Linked DNA regions of Homo sapiens: regions 1, 3 and 4 are each linked to region 2. A link is a loop called in an ENCODE intact Hi-C map of the cell type or tissue named here. Cell type or tissue: heart left ventricle. All regions are shown on one strand. Region 1 has its middle 45 kb from the start of LINC00368. Region 2 overlaps LOC105370362 (a long non-coding RNA gene). Region 3 has its middle 22 kb from the start of NAXD. Region 4 overlaps CARS2 (cysteinyl-tRNA synthetase 2, mitochondrial).

What was found. Hi-C counts contacts between places; a loop is a spot of excess contacts. Peaks named below come from ENCODE experiments on the same cell type or tissue, not always from the same donor. Only the 100,000 strongest peaks of a DNase experiment are listed, where the experiment ranks them.
Region 1: a loop joins it to region 2, with 4 times the contacts of the local background. A loop is called at or near these places in 5 of 110 quality-filtered maps.
Region 3: it touches region 2 in a loop (13-fold over the local background); 94 of 110 quality-filtered maps call a loop at or near these places.
Region 4: it touches region 2 in a loop (5-fold over the local background); 32 of 110 quality-filtered maps call a loop at or near these places.

Annotation. Positions count from the first base shown.
Region 1 is chr13:111,049,145-111,051,644 of GRCh38, reverse strand. No RefSeq gene overlaps it. Among named protein-coding and RNA genes, the nearest start is that of LINC00368, 45 kb to the left of the region's middle. In heart left ventricle, a CTCF peak has its summit at 1,197 (motif pointing right); no DNase peak of the experiment used is centred here.
Region 2 is chr13:110,818,200-110,820,699 of GRCh38, reverse strand. LOC105370362 (a long non-coding RNA gene) reads right to left here. Exons shown (of 2, transcript NR_158538.1): 2 at 634-1,910. Among named protein-coding and RNA genes, the nearest start is that of LINC00567, 6.4 kb to the right of the region's middle. RefSeq lists a silencer at 974-1,043. In heart left ventricle, a CTCF peak has its summit at 1,060 (motif pointing right); a DNase peak (open chromatin) is centred at 1,069.
Region 3 is chr13:110,592,640-110,595,139 of GRCh38, reverse strand. No RefSeq gene overlaps it. Among named protein-coding and RNA genes, the nearest start is that of NAXD, 22 kb to the left of the region's middle. In heart left ventricle, a CTCF peak has its summit at 1,465 (motif pointing left); no DNase peak of the experiment used is centred here.
Region 4 is chr13:110,681,890-110,684,389 of GRCh38, reverse strand. It overlaps CARS2 (cysteinyl-tRNA synthetase 2, mitochondrial), which reads left to right. Exons shown (of 15, transcript NM_024537.4): 6 at 1,256-1,339. Among named protein-coding and RNA genes, the nearest start is that of CARS2, 23 kb to the left of the region's middle. In heart left ventricle, a CTCF peak has its summit at 1,005 (motif pointing left); no DNase peak of the experiment used is centred here.

The DNA.
Region 1 (2,500 bases), 230 kb before region 2:
TCCAGCAGCACTGACCAGCTGCCTGCCAGCTGCGCTACAGTCCCCACCCTCCTGGCGTCTCACCAGGCAGAGACCTCCTGGAGGCAAAAGGGGTAGACAGGGAAGAGATGCGACCCCTCTCTGTTGGAAATCCTCAAAACTTCTCTCTATGCTCTTCCCTTAATTTGTTCTTGTGGGCAAGAGAGATGTAGGAGTGTGTCACACACGTGTATGAATGTGTGCATATGCCTGTGTGTGAATGTGTGTGCATATGCCTGTGTGTGCATGCATGCGTGTGAGTGGGTGCATATGTCTATGTGTGCATGCATGATGTGTGTGAGTGGGGGCATACATTTGCACATGCATGCATGTGTGTGAGTGAGTGCATATGTCTATGTGTGCATGCATGCATGTGTGTGAGTGGGTGCATGGGTTTGCACATGCATGCATGTGTGTGAGTGGGTGCCTATGTCTATGTGTGCATGCATGCGAGTGGGTGCATATGCCTGTGTGTGCAAGCATGTGTGTAAGTGGGTGCCTACCTTTGCACATGCATGCATGTGTGCACACACACATGAGCTGCTGCATAGATACATGAAGAAGAACTGGGCCACCATGAGCCCTGGCATCATGGAAGCTGTTAGGAGAGAGCCTCCCTTCCTCTCGGAGGGCCCTGTGGTGACCTTGCTTATGGCCTGAGTGGGCAGAGAGGTGCCTGGTCTTTAAGGGCTCCTGCACAGCAGGACAGATGACCTGACAGAGCGATGACCGTGAGAATGAGGCCTCTGATGGGTGACAACGTTTCCTGGTTTTCTATCCAGGAGGCTGATTTTTTGGCCTGAGGTGTCTGGACATATCACAGAAGGTAGACCCTGAGGACAAAAGTCAGACATTTCCAGAATCGAGAGATGAGGGCTTAGGGCCACCCTTATTTAATAACAAAAGGACTGTGACCTTGTTCTATAACCCAGGCTGGCTGAGGAATGTTTAGCAAACTGAACACACTTTGCTTCCCCAGTTCCCGTCGTTGTAGACAGAAACCTGTTTGCTTCCTCTGTAGGTTCTGTGTTTCCAGTGAGTAGGATCTTGTTAGAGGCTTCATTCATTCATAGCCACAACAAATGTCCAAGTCCCCCCAAACTGCCCCAGTTTTCTAAGTGAGTGAGTTTCCAAGTTCCTGGAACTTGGAGTCAGAATAAAAGGTGAGCCACCAGAGGGCACCCCAGGCATAATTAAATTGCTCAGGAATTCTCCCCCCTTCCCCACTGCGCACCCCAATTCTGAACTGGATGGCTGGCAACCCGCCAAGGGTAGGTCTGGTCAAATGTGCAGTTAGAGGTCAGTGCTGGTGCGGCCCCGCCCCAGCTCCACACCCCTCCCCAGCTCCAAAACCCCTCCCCTGAGTGTCCTTCGGTTTTTCCCGCAACCTCGGCCTCTTTGCACCCTACCACCCCTACTCCACACACATGAACAGGTGCACACAACGCACACACCTGCACACACACGCACACACATGCATGTGCACACACACACCCCTGTAATCCTGCCCTTCCGCCTCCATCTCCAGGGGACAGGACCAAAGCGAGTACGGTTTCTCTCATGGTCCCCTCATCACCAGTGCTCTTTGGGTCAAAGAACCAGGCAGCCCAGCCTTGTCCCCTCGGGCAGCTTGATGTCATAAGAGGAAGATGTGGAGAAGCTGCGGGGGCCTCGCAGCCTCTGCAGAAGTGGTAGGGGCCGCTGTATCAACCAAGATGCGGCAGCCTACGAGCCTGAAGTCAGGTGCAGAGACCAAGACGACCTGCAACTCCATTTGTTCCATAGAGCTGTGCTTAAAATTGCCAATTTTCTCAAAATTGGTGAGAAGTCTAATGCAGCCCTGCCTTAGAAATGTGTATGGTGACTGGCCCCAAACACTCTGTCATCCTTGCCCATGGCTAGCCTGGCACCCAGTAATTCCACATGGACCCTTTTGCTGTGGAAGCCCACGTCACAGCACTGAGGCCAGCTGAACCTGACTGTGACTGGACGGGACCGCATTGTTCTATACACATGAAACTTGCAAATACCGGGATGCTGCTGCATTGTCCCCGGGGTGACATGGGGCTGGGAGTCAGTTGCAGAGAGATGACCCTTCAGGCCACGTGTGGGTGAAACCACTCACAGAGGGCCAGGCGCGGTGGCTCACGCCTGTAATCCCAGCACTTTGGGAGGCTGAGGCAGGCGGATCACTTGAGGTCAGGAGTTCAAGACCAGCCTGGCCAACATGGCGAAACCCCATCTCTACTAAAAATACAAAAATTAGCCGGACTTGGTGGTGCACGCCTGTAGTCCTAGCTTCTCAGGAGGCTGAGCAGTAGAATCACTTGAACCTGGGAGGTGGTGGTTTCAGTGAGCCAAGATCATGCCACTACACTCCAGCATGGCCAACAGAGCGAGACTCCATCTGAAAAAAAAACAAAAAAACAAAAAAACCCACTCACAGAGACCAAGTGGAATGGGAAATGTGAGAAGAGAACAG
Region 2 (2,500 bases):
CGAGGGACTCACCCCTTATTTCTAAGGGTTTTCTTAGGTGGGCAGGATGGACAGGCTGGAAGCAGAGTCCTCGGTGGAAACATTAACTGCAGAGATAACCACTTCAGAGCGAGGCAGTCCTTAAGTTCCCTGTGTCCACAGAGTCTGCTTGACAACGCCATCAGACACCTGAAAGTCATCCCCACGGTAACAGTCAGCCGGCAGCAGCTGGATTAGCGGCCCATCACCAACAGCCAACACACCTGCTGGCACTGGGGACACATCAGTGCCTCCCAACCCACAGGACGCTTTTTGAAAAAAAAAAACCTTAAGCATTTATGTACTGAAAGCTATTTTCAAGAGATATTATAGGAAAACACGGGCATAAATAAAGTTATATTGTATATTGGAATCTGGTTGAGATAATAAGTTTTAGATATGTGGTAATTTTCTACTAAACCCAAAAAAGAAAAATGGAAAGCCACGTAGCTAACAAGAAATATGTTGTGTTTATAAATACAAGTATATAGGCTGCAAGTAAACACAATAAATTTACTTGTAAATTTACAAGTACTTCACATATCATATAAAAGCAAATATAGACATTGTATTTCAGGAAATGCCAGTAAATAGAAAGCAAGCCACAATATGAAATGAATTAGAATAAATTTATATAAGATTCATACTGACAAGGCAAATGCATTACTAAAAATTCTTACAAAATATGGAGCAAAAAAATAAATTTGGATGAGTCTTTACAAAGGTATCCACAATACATGTAAAGAAAAACATAGTCCAATAAAAACGAAACAATATAGAACACAAGAATTCATTTGAAATAATTACAATGCCAGGTAACAGAAATGTCACTAAATATTTAATACCTGGTGAGCAGTAGGGAAAAAGTAAGTTCTGCTTGAACCTAGTAGCAATGTCGCCATTGCTTTAGGATCACACCTCTGGATGGTATTCAGTTCAAATCTTAAACTTTGTAGGAAAATCTCAGGTTCTGTGTCCAATCGGCTGTGACCTACGGCCGAGGCTGAGGCTGGAGCCTTTGCCCGGGTGCCTGATGATGCTGCCCAACACCAGCAGGGGGCAGTGTTGCCACCCACATGCCAGGGAACTCATGTCCCCAAAGAAAGCCATCGGAGGCAGGGACGTTCCAGGACATATTTTTGAGAAAATAACACGTATGGTACCTAAAACAACATCAAACCTCAGTTCATTTGTGAACTATGCTTGGGGGAGCCACCAATAACTCCACAGCAGCATTCAAGTCAAACCACAGCGCCTCCCAAGCATTGGGGAGCATGGGGGTCTCTGGAACCTGCACCTGCCTCCAACCGGTCAATCCGCAGAGCAGCCCTCTCCTCCCTGCGTCAGCGGCGGCACCAGTGCCATTGGTGAAGGCTTGCAGTGGACTGTGCCAACCCACCCACCAGCAATGCGTCTGGCCCTTCATAGAATCGAAGACTCCCATTCAGCTAAGAGAGATCAAGATTGTCCCCCAAACTAGAAAGCTGCTCTCAACACAGAGTTTTCATTTCGTACCTGTCAAAAGAGCAGTTTTTACTTATTTAGACATAGGTTTTTATTGATATCACTCCTTTGTATACTTAACTAGGAAAATAAGGCAAAAACAATTGGTCTCGATTCCTCTGTGCTTCTTCAGGGTACGTCTGTCTTCCCAGTCACCGCTCCAAGCAGGACTGCATGGTTGGCCTCCTTGTGCCACATCCTTTCCTGTGGCCTCAGGGGCCTGAATTGGGGGCGTTGTGAGGGTCCCCACCAACGTCTGCCAGCGGCTTCTGTCCCACAAGTTTCTATGCAGACAAGGAGACAATGCAGCCAGGCGTGTCCTGAATCCAGAGGTGGTAAAATGGGGACAAACAGGCCTCTTAGAGCTGGGAACACGTGGTGTGTGGCATCTGTAAATACATGGGTATGCAAATGTACACTATGTATGCATATATTTATTAGATATTTTATATATAATAAAATATATATTAAAGATAAAAGACATTAAAATGCTAGCAGTGTTGTCTGGTGGGGGCAGTCGAGGTGATGTAGTAACTGCTTCTTTTTTCCTTTATTTCCCCGTGTTTCACTGTTTTCTACGCAGAGCTTACATTTCTTTTTGAGTAAGATTACTTTAAGGAAACAACAATAACAAAGTAAAAACACCTACTGTAGAGTCAATACAATTTCATCTAAATCACAGATTTCTTTTCTTATGGACCTTGAAAAGCTGATTCTGAAATTTATATGGAAATAAATGAAGGACCAGGTACAGCCAGGACCCTTGTTCTTCAGGAAGGACATGGTTGGGGCTGTGCCCTCTCAAAGCTCAAGACAACTCCAAAAGCGAAGTCTTTAGAACAAGCAGCTTGGCAAGACCACGAACACACGGGCAGTGCCGCAGAGCAGGCCAAGCCCACTCTCACCCAGAAAACAGACCTCCGTTAAAACAGGTCTGCCGTGTTTAATAATGGCATATGCATAAGTGTGTAAACAGCAA
Region 3 (2,500 bases), 230 kb after region 2:
GCCCACTACAACCTCTGCCTCCTGGGTTCAAGCGATTCTCCTGCCTCGGCCTCCCAAGTAGCTGGGATTACAGGCATGCGCCACCACGCCTACCTAATTTTTGTATTTTTAGTAGAGATGGGGTTTCACCATGTTGGCCAGGCTGGTCTCAAACTCCTGACCTCAAGTGATCCGCTGGCCTTGGCCTCCCAAACTGTTGGAATTACGGGCGTGAGCCACTGCACCTGGCCTTCATGTTAATATTTTAATAAGTTTTAATTTTTTGTGTGCATGGAGGACTTCACAGGAAAGAAATGAAGACCCACAGGAGCAGTTAAACATGGGGCTGGGGGCCAGCCGCGGTGGCTCATGCCTGTAATCCCAGCGCTTTGGGAGTCTGAGGTGGACAGATCACCTGAGGTCAGGAGTTCGAGACCAGCCTGGCCAACATGGTGAAACCCCATCTTCTAAAAATACAAAAATCAGCCAGGCATGTGGCATGCACCTGTAATCCCAGCTACTCAGGAGACTGAGGCAGGAGAATTGCTTGAACTCAGGAGGCAGAGGTTGCAATGAGCCAAGATTATGCCACTGCACTCCAGCCTGGTGACAGAGCAAGACTCTGTCTCAAAAAAAAAAAAAACAAAAAATGAAAAACAAACAAAAAACAACCCACAAAAAACCAAACAACAAAAACCGTGGGGCTGGGGTTCTATGCCCTTTTAACAAAGGGCTATAAATTGTGGAGACAGGACAAGACCAAGGAAAAAGAGTTTGGGCTTCTAGAGGTGGTAAACTGTGGAAAGGAGCATATGAGGAAAATGAACAGAAGGGAAGGGTTATAGGGTTATTTAGTAAAGCTAGTTTACGCAGACGCATCCTGGTGCCATCTCCATTGTCAGTGATGATGTTGTTCTTCCCTTCCCGGTATGAGAGATGGGGACACCCCCATGACAGAAATTTATGCCCGGCTTTTAGGCAGAGAGGGGAGGGCAGAGAGCCTTTCCTGTGTCTACTTTTTCTCAATTGCCTTCCAGTTCAAAATAATCTTTATGCCAAAGTGGCATATCTTGAGGCGGCATATTCTAATCCCCTTCTATTGTAATATATAATGGAAACTGAGACTTCAGCAGTGCTGTCTACTAGAACTTTCTGTGATGAAGGAAATGTTCTGTGCCCGCACTGTCCTATATAGTAGCCACTAGCCACATATCTGTTGAGCACAAGAAATGTGGCTGGTACAACTGAAGAGCTGAATTTTAAATTTTATTACATTTTCATTAATTTAAATTTAAATACGCATGTGTGGTTGGTGTCTGCCATATTGAATAGTAGAGCTCTAGAACATTAAGAACTTAAACAGAAAACACTCATTTAGCTTTGAGCATGAGAAATTTTACATTGTTGTATTACGTACGACACCTAATACTCCAAGTTGTTTCCTGACGGGACATTTACTTTTTAGTTTAATATTTGCCTGTAGTGCCCTCTACTGTCTCTAGGATGACTGTGTTGGGAAATGTCCCCAACTTGAGTTCCTTCAGATGACATTCTGTTCCAGGGGCCCTGCAGTTTAGCCCAGAGCTGTCATTATCAGATGGTTTGTATTTAGGTCTGATCCTTCAAGTAGAACTTCTGATGAAGATAAAACTTAAACCAATAAAGAATTATGTAATTCTATCTTATTAATGAAAGGATCATAGACCTTTGGGAATTTTTTTTTTTTTTTTTTTTTTTTGAGAAGGAGTTTTGCTCTGTCACCCAGGCTGGAGTGCAGGGATGCGATCTTGGCTCACTGCAACCTCCACCTCCCGGGTTCAAGCAATTCTCCTGTCTCAGCCTCCTGAGTAGCTGGGATTACAGGCACATGCCACCACACCCAGCTAGTTTTTGTATTTTTTAATAGAGGTGGGGTTTCGCCTTGTTGGCCAGGCTGGTCTCGAACTCCTGACCTCAGGTGATCTGCCCGCTTCGGCCTCCCAGAGTGGTGGGATTACAGGCGTGAGCCACCGCGCCCAGCCTGGGATTGTTGATTCTCCATTGTTTCGTTCAATCTTTCCTTCTTGACGGAAGTAATATCGCTGGGCGTTGTTAAAGGCTTATGTCTAACATTTATATTCTGTGTTAGAGTAAAAATAGCCAGAAAATCCAGGACTTGATTTGCATGGGTCTGAGGCATATGTGGGGCAAAGCCGCAGGAGGCCCTGAAAATGACACCAAGGAATTCAAGTCCAATCCAGAAAGTGTGGAAACCCAAAGAGTCATCTTCAGGAGGGGCCACAACTGCCATTTGTTCTATAGATACATCAATTTTATGAGTCAGAATCATTTCTCATAGTAGACTCAGAGGCAGGGAAAAAAAAAAAGAGAGAGAAGTCAGACTGGGTTCTGCTTAGGGGATGTGGAAATATTAAATTCAAAACAGTATTTGGCATAAATGTTCATGGGGAGAAAAAACGATGGCCTTTAGGGAGGAAGATGATTTTCATACTCAGTATGCCACATGAATCACGAAGTAAAA
Region 4 (2,500 bases), 140 kb after region 2:
AGCTTGTGTTTGCCAGTTGCAAAGTTTCCTTGATCTTACCAACACCAGTGTCCGCAGTAAGGACAGTACTGATGCAAATCAGTAACTGCATTAGTAAAAAAGAATGTGAAGACTCAAACTTTGTAAAGGCTAAAAGTTGCACCCACGCCTGGGGCCTGAGGACAGCTACATGCTGCTGTGTGGTTGGAGGGTGCTGGATGGTGGCTGCGGATCTGTGGTACTGAGAATGGCCATGGTCACAGCCCGGATGAGCATTGCCTCCTTCCTAGGGAGACACATGGCCTGGAACACACAGCGGCTGCAGCCGGGCAGCCTTGGAGCATAGGTTGGTAGTGCTTTCTTCTTGACAAAGCTCCCACTCTGAGTGCCTCCTCCCCAGCTCTGCTTTCTTAGGCTTTGTGGTGGAAGGGGCAAGGGCAGCCCAGGCTTGCAGGAGGCTCTGGAGAAGGTTCTGACCTCAGACTGCAAAGCGGACCTTGGCACTCAGCCTCACAGACACTTCAATATGCAGATGATTTTTTTGTGTGTTTTTTTTGGTAGAGATGGGGTCTCACTATGTTGCCCAGGCTGGTCTCGAACTCTTCAGCTCAAACAATCCTCCTGCCTCGGACTCCCAAAGTGCTGGGATTGGAGGCGTGAGCCACTGCACCCAGCCAGATGATGTTTTCAATCTGAGTAAAAAGGTAGTTTTAGAAGATGACTGGGCAAAGAAAGAGTGTCTTTGCTAGCTGGTGTGTAACATAAAGTAAAGAAAGAGTGTCTTTGTTAGCTGTTGTGTAACACAAGGCACAAGATCTAAATGAAGGTCAGTGATAACACTTTTCTTTTTTCTGATTAAATAATTGTCTCAGTAGTTTACAGAGAACTTACATTTGTGTTTTCACTTTCACGTCTGTGTACTCATGATATGTCCAAATCATGCATTTATCTTATAGTATTGTTTTTAATTCTGGTTAACAAATATATTAAGCCAGGCATGGTGTCACTCCTATAGCCCCACCTACTGGGAAGGTTGAGGTGGGAAGACTGCCTGAGCCAAGGAGTTCAAGGCTATCGTGAGCTGTGATTGTACCACTGCACTCCAGCCTGAGCAACAGCAAGACCCTGTCTATAAAAATATAAATACTATATATGTATATGGGGCCAAATGCTATGTTCTGTATTTAAATTCTAATTACTTGTTAGATGTTAAGGTTGTCAATATGCTGATATTCAGACTGAGAAGTGATGAATTCATAATTGTCTTTATAAACAGGCAATGTCTACTTCGATCTGAAGTCTAGAGGAGACAAGTATGGCAAATTGGTCGGCGTGGTCCCTGGTCCAGTCGGAGAGCCAGGTGGGTTGGCCGGGCTCAGCCCTGTGGGTCCCTGACCTCTGCCTCGGGTCTCAGCTCTGGGGAGATGAGATCTGGAGCGCAGACCCCTCCACTTGCTCAGACACTGGCCTTACCCAGGTCACAGCTGTGTTTTAAATTTAGTGTGGTTTCTGTGGATGGCTCCAGCTTGTGAGGCATATAGTTCAAACGGCAAGTGGGGCATCGTCCACCCCCGCCCCCAGCGTGCCTGGCTCCATTCCCTGGAGACAGTGCTGGTCACTGTCTCCTTTTTCCTCCCCAGGGTTTTCAGCGCACATGAAAACCTCATACACGTACATCATATTTTCGCGTTCTTCTGTGTTACCGTACATTTAATTCCCATACGTGTCTTACTATGTGTTAAACTTCCAATCTGTTTGAATCTCTTCCTTGCTCTATTCTGTTCCAGGGAGTTATTAGGTCAAAACATTTTTATGGAGAAGAAATAGTAAGCGCAGTATATGGAACTAAATTTAAAATAATTTGAAAAGGATACTGTCTAAGGGAATCAAACAAGAATAACAGGGACAGACCCCAAAGACTGTTCAAGGTATTTCTGGTTTTAGGCACTGTCTTTCTGCGCCATAAACTGTGCCAATGAATCCTAACCATCCATAGCACTGACCCCTCAGGTTCTTTCCTTCCCCCGCCGTGGTGCCCTGTCCCGCTCCCCGCACAGGCCGGAACACAGACGCCCACATCAGCCACGTGTGAGGCGTGGCTACCAGCAGGCCGTGTGGGCTTTGCTTACACATGTGGAGGAGAAGTTTCTGAGAGTTGTACATTCTGGCATCAGGAAGGTTTTTTAAAATTATTTATTTAATAGATTTGCTTTTTAGAGCCATTTTAGCTTCATAGCAAATTTGAGAGTAAGGTACAGAGAATTCCTGTCTACCTGCTACCCTCCACACCGCCCCCCACACTGTCAGCATCCCCCACCATTGACGCATCAGCTTTGCCCAGAGACCAGAGTTGGCATCAGGGTTCACTCTCGGCACTGTGTGCTCTGGGTTTGGGTGAATGTATAGCGACATGTTTCCACCATTCCAGCATCACGCAGGATACTTGCACTGCCCTGAAAAATCCTGTGTGGTCTGTCTGCTCATCCTTCCCTCTTTCCCATCCCTGGAAATCACTGGTCTT